2 separate regions of the Mus musculus genome follow, and region 2 is linked to region 1. A link is a loop called in an ENCODE intact Hi-C map of the cell type or tissue named here. Cell type or tissue: heart. All regions are shown on one strand. Links, peaks and the distances in the headings refer to the core of each region. The heading gives the core; the rest is flanking DNA. Region 1 has its middle 51 kb from the start of Gm14268. Region 2 has its middle 5.4 kb from the start of Gm30796.

What was found. Peaks named below come from ENCODE experiments on the same cell type or tissue, not always from the same donor. Only the 100,000 strongest peaks of a DNase experiment are listed, where the experiment ranks them.
Region 2: it touches region 1 in a loop (4-fold over the local background); 1 of 42 quality-filtered maps calls a loop at or near these places.

What each region holds. Positions count from the first base shown.
Region 1 is chr2:166,337,836-166,340,747 of GRCm38, reverse strand. No RefSeq gene overlaps it. Among named protein-coding and RNA genes, the nearest start is that of Gm14268, 51 kb to the left of the region's middle. In heart, for the core only: CTCF peaks have their summits at 1,095 (motif pointing right) and 1,770; a DNase peak (open chromatin) is centred at 2,097; H3K27ac peaks cover 1,432 bases.
Region 2 is chr2:166,398,110-166,401,021 of GRCm38, reverse strand. No RefSeq gene overlaps it. Among named protein-coding and RNA genes, the nearest start is that of Gm30796, 5.4 kb to the left of the region's middle. In heart, for the core only: no CTCF peak of the experiment used is centred there; a DNase peak (open chromatin) is centred at 1,441; H3K27ac peaks cover 2,500 bases.

The sequences.
Region 1 (2,912 bases), core at 250-2,749:
TAGAATGTTGCAATTAAAAAGTACTGTTAAAGATTATAGATAGTATTAAAGTCAGACTTGAAAGACAAAGCCAGTACACTTCTTTGTTTTTTTCAGTAGAATATCTCTTGACAATTTCATACCTGTGAACAATGTGTAGTCCTCGTAACACATCTGCATAGTCTCCCCTCCTCCCCACCCCCAGGTACCCCCCTCCCCACACATCCGATTGGCACGCCATGCCCTCTCCTTTATTTATCTGTAAATGACTGAGTGTGGCGGGACTGCCTGAGATGTTGACTGATCCTGTTGCCTTGACCTTGTGCAGGATCCACCGTGAGATGTTGACTAATCATGTTGCTTTGACCTTGTGCAGGATCCACAGATGCTGTGAGATCACAAGAACAACGGCCACGCCATATCCAGAAGACAGCTTTCCAGAGCCCCTCTCCCATCCTCCAGCCCGTCATTCTTTCTGCCTCTCTTCTACAGTGTTCCTGAACCTTGGGCGGCGGGGTGAGATGTCCCATGTAGGACTGAGCATGCAGGAGGTGTTTATATTCAGCCACTCATGAATCTCAGCATTAATTGCTGGCCAGAAACTTCTCTGGCCAGGGCTGAGGGCATCACTGATTTAGGAAGATGAATTCCTGGAACGGCTGCATTGAGTTGAAAAGTGAAGTTCTGAGATCCCCGGGCCCCAGTACATCAGTTCCCAACCTGTGAGTTCTGATCCCCTTGGGGGTCGAATGACCCTTTCATGGGAGTCACACGTCAGATATCCTGCATATCAGATATTTACATCACAATTCCTAAAAGTAGTAAAATTACAGTTATGAGATAGCAACGAAAATAACTTTATGGCTGGGAGGCCACTACAACATAAAAAACTCTATTAAAGGTTCCGAGGATTAGGGAGGTTGAGAACCACTGTTCTAGTGGATTCCATGTCTGTGTCATCAGCCTCCATGCTCTGAAGCAGCTCTTGTAACCTCCTGGTCCACAGATAGAGCCTTCAGCTCTGAACTGTGATAATTCTATTTTTTTAAATGTATTTTTGATGTTATTTATATGAGTATTTGCTTATGTGTATGTACATGCAGCTCATATGTGCAGTTCCCAAGGCAGCCAGAAGAGGGCGTCAGGTCCCCCGGAATCGAAATTGCAGATGGTTGTGAGCAGTCCTGAGGCAGGTGCTGCGAATTGAACCTGGGTCCTCTAGAGGAAGAGGAGCGGATCTAACTCACTGCTGAGCCATCTCTCCAGCTCCTGATACTTCTGGTTATAATTGTTGTTTGCTTCCTTCCTCTAAATATTACATGACTGTGCCACCATCACTTGGGAGTAGAGATGGCCACGGCTGGGCGGCTTTGCTGACTGATAGAGCAGACCAGTATGATGCTGGTCAGGTCAACAGTAAGGACAACGGAGCTGCTGACACTCGGAAGCCGATGGGGAAGGAAGATCGCCCGATCCTTGGTAGGTCTTGGGTTTGTGGTTTGGGGGGAACCCTGGGGACGCTGAGACAGACTGTCCTTTTCAGTAAAAAGATTTTTAAAATATTTTATTTGTGACTTCATGCATCTGTGAGTGTATGCCACATGTGTGCAGGGCCCCTTCAGAATAAATATGCCCAACACACTGGAAGTAGAGGGAAATTAACTCCATACAGCAATGACTATAAATAAAAACCTCACACTTCATTAGCTGTCCGTGTGAAAAAGCAAAAGCTGTGTCTCTCAGACCATGCAAGGAGGGTGCTCAGCACTCAACACTGTTCTTTAACTGGGCACTAGGTGGCCGAGACAAAGCAAGAAGGCAAGAAAGAAGGACGGAAATCCAAGCAGAGAAAGACGCAGCAGAACTGTTTCTATCTGTTGATCCTGTCATCTACTGTATACAAACCTCTGAGGAAAGGGGGTGGGGTGGGGGGAGTCTGTTAGAACTAAGAAACAAACCAGCAAATCTGCAGATCACAAACGCAACAAGAGTCAGCTGCATTTGGTCATGAGCTGTCTGAAAAGGAAATTAGTAAACACTGTCACTTACGAGCGGAGAGCCCAGACGTGAGTCCACACATGGACCGTCAGCAGACTTCCCATGAAGCTGCCAAGTTCACACAACGGCAAAAGGCCGGTCCTGTCCAATGATATTGGGAAAGCCAGACCCCAGCACATTCTCTGAAGGGAGAATGTGGAGCCTGTGTTCACACACATGACAATCAGTTCCAACTGCATTGCAGACTTGCCAATGGGAAGCCAAACTTGTAAATTCAGAGAACACACAGGTTGGTCATTAGCCAGTAAGTAGCCTTGGCAATGGTGTGTGTGTGTGTATATGTGTGTGTGTGTGCATGTGTGTGTGTGTGTATTTTTTATATGACATAAACATGCAGGCAAACACAGCAAAAATAGACAGATGGGTTAGCATCAAACTAAAACTTCTGCATAGCCAAGAACAACATTTAAAGTAAAAGAGACAGCCTACCAAGCTGATGGAGTGTTTATTTATCTGATACAGGATCCATTTCTAAAACATGTAAGAAAGTTCTACAACCTAATATTAAAACCAAACCAAAACAAAACAAAAAAAAAAAACCTAATAACAGCTAAAACCACGCCCCCCCCCAAAAAAGAAAAAGAAATCAAACATGGAGGACCTGAGTAGGCCTTTCTCTGAAGAAGCCCCTCTCGTCAGCTGAAGCAGCCCTTGGGAAAGGTGTGTTCATGAGCCGGCACTTGTACGCCCTCACTCCCTTCATGGACCCTTTGTCCTGGGCATGCGCCCATCTGTGGGCCAGGACAGCACCACAAAGGGACGGAGCTGAGCAGGAGCAACTGCAGTCATCTCTGGTCTGGCCTGTTTGCAGCCAGAGGGCAAAGCCTTTGATGGAGGCTAGACAACAACAGGTTCCTGTCCTGTGAGCTAGCTGA
Region 2 (2,912 bases), core at 223-2,722, 60 kb before region 1:
AAGGAGAAAGGCCCTCCTCAAGTGAAGGTGGGCAAGGGTGTGGGCATAAAGACATAGGGGCCCTAGAGAGGGAGCCTGCAGGGTCCCCAAAAGCCAGTGAGGTGACAGAGACAGGCCCAATCCAACCCTGCTTTGCAGGTGTTGCTGGACTGACAGGGGGCGGGTGTGAGGAAAGGGGAGAGTTGGGGTCGGGGAGGGTGGGGGAGAGGAAACAGTAGCTTCTAGGGCTCTGCTGGGCAGCTGGGCCTATGGTACAAGTGGAGGTTGGAAAATTCGAGAAGGAGGGCTAGAGAGAGAAAGGGGGAGGACTGGGGTGGGGTTGGGGTGCTAGGCTAGGGGCGGCAGGTTTCTGGGTTCTATGTGGGTAAACTTAGAGGCTCACCTTCTGGGCTATGCCTCACTGCCGAGGAATCAAGGAAAAAAATAGGCACGTGTGATTTCTGTGTGGAGTTGCAGTCCCCAAGGTCACAGCCGACCCGCTTCCTTCAGTCAGAGGGCCACAGCAGGTTCCTCCCAGAAGCCCCTGTGGCAGAGCCATCGACAGGTGGAGAGGGAGAATTAGCCACGTGGCCTTTTCTCATCCTGTTCCCGTGCTCATTAAGGAAGTTCAGCGCCACCTTCTCGACACCTGCTTAATTGATTATGGGTTCAGAAGCCAAATTTAAACCCAGGCTTCTCATGACTAAAAACAGCAACAGCATTTGGCTTGATTTTTATAATATGCAAGAGTCAGGGTGTCTTTCCCTACATGGAGGAAGGGGGCACAATGTGAACAGGTCCTCTGATGTTTTGAGAAGAGCCAGAAGCAAAAATCTATTGATTACAAAACAAAACAGAAGAGTTGGTAGCTAACCAAGAAGAAAACAAAACAAAACAAAAAATACTAGTTTGTGCTGTCTGCCTGCCTGCCTGTCAGTGTTCTGCCTGGCTAAGCTCGTGGCACCTTCAGGACCCAAGGAGCTGGGCTCAGAAACTATGACAGACACCCAGCTTGACCCTGTTTTCAGAGTGACCAAGCTTGCGTTTACCACTCCCACGTTTGATAGAGGTGTGGGTGCAGCCCACACTTCGGCTCCCTCTGAGTGCCACAAGAAGCATCCTTGTCACCCAGGTGCTGTGAGAAAGGTCCCTTCCCCCAACCTCATGGCTGACACCCTGAGGCAGGAGGGACACGCACTAGGCACCTGCACCCATATAGGGAGATGAGTCTGCTGCTTCCCAGAGGCTGAGGCTGTGTCTGCTCAGAATTGGTGGCTGAGGCATGATGAGGGGGTGTTGTCAGGAGCTCCAGAACTTGGTATGAGTAGCTGGCCTGGGAGCTAATCGGTCACCCACACCCCAGCACTGTGGTGACAGATGTATGTCACCTTGCCTGGGTGCTGGAGGATTGGACTCAGGCCCTCATGCTTCTGAGGTGAAAACTTTACCAACTTTAACCAGGCCCAAGGCAGGCCAGTTTTAAAAGACTAGCCAAATAATTGCATAGCAGGTTCCTGGAGCTGGCCCAGGAGATCGCCCAGAGCTTCAGCGTGAGTGTGAAGTGCCTGGAAAATGTTGTCCCAGCAGGATGCATGGGCTGGGCCTGGAACTTAAATGTCATCAGTCAGGGGCTGGATGAGCCACTGAAGTCACAGAGAAAGGTGTCAGGATGACCTCAGCCTCGGCCCTTTGCTGTGGGGAGGTTTAGTCATGGAAAGAAACTAGATCTGCTTTTTCTGCACCCTCACCACCCCCAGGCTGACGCTGGGGAAAGCACATTTTGGTTGGCTGGCTAGCCAGCCTCCTCTTAAATATTTAACCCAGGCAGGGCAGTTCCTGCCTCCCACCTCCCTACCTCCCTCCCTCCCACCCTAGCTGTCCTTCAGCATCAGAGCTGGGGCCGGGAGGAGGGGCCCAGGACACATGTTTCTGAGTTAGAGATGCTGAAATCCTGGTAGTTACAGCAGTTTTAATAAATGGGGTTAATGCTCCAGGGTGAGGCTCTCCGTGTGCTGGTCACGCACAGCTGCCTGCATCAGTCCAGAGGTTTGTTTAAATGTACAGTTTAGAAGTGGATTAAGCAAGCTCTCTGAAGCCCAGTGTGCTGGGCAGGCGAGCACAGGGGACTGGTCAGAGCACAGACCCAGAGCCAGGGACAAGGATGCACAAGGCTGATTGACTCCAAGGATAGCGGGATGGAAAAGGAAGAGGCTTAAGTGAGATTTTTCAGTGAGCCCACAGCTGTTGGCTTCTTGGGGCGCTCACTGCAGCGGCTGGGGTTGCCTCCGCTTCTTCAGAGTCTGGGTCAGGCCTGGCAGATCAGGTCAGAGCTCGCTCTGTCCTTGGCCACTAAGGTGGATCCTCACTTCTCTTCCCTAGTCCTCCTTCCTCTGTCCTGCTGCATCCTGGATCCCACTTCAGCCATATTTAATGAGCCTTGGTAGCTTCAGTGCTACACCCCAGAGTGGACAAATGACAATAGGATTATTTCTTAGGTTTCTAGGTCTGAGAAGATTGAGGTCAAGGTTCTGGAAGAGCTGGCGTTCGCTGAGGGCCACTTTCCATCAAGGCATGGTCTCGTGACTTAACTACTCCCAAAGGCCGTGCTTCTCAACTGGGTTTTGTGGGGAATGGAGTGCTGACATACATCTGGACGCCTTTAGGCAAATGAATCCAGCTCAGCATTGCTTGGGACACTGGGGAGCTCATGGGCGAGCAAATGAGGTCATGGGATGCTTACCCGACTCTGTGAGACGGCTTAACCTACAACACACACTAAGCAAAAGATGCACTGCTTGACAGTGGCTCGTGCCATCTGCCCTGAGGTGGATGTGACACATTTGCACAGGTGACGTAGTAAGGACAGGCACCTGGGGACAGGGAGTGGGGCTGGCAGGAAGAGGTGCCTCCCAGAGGCAGGAGCAATGGCGGCG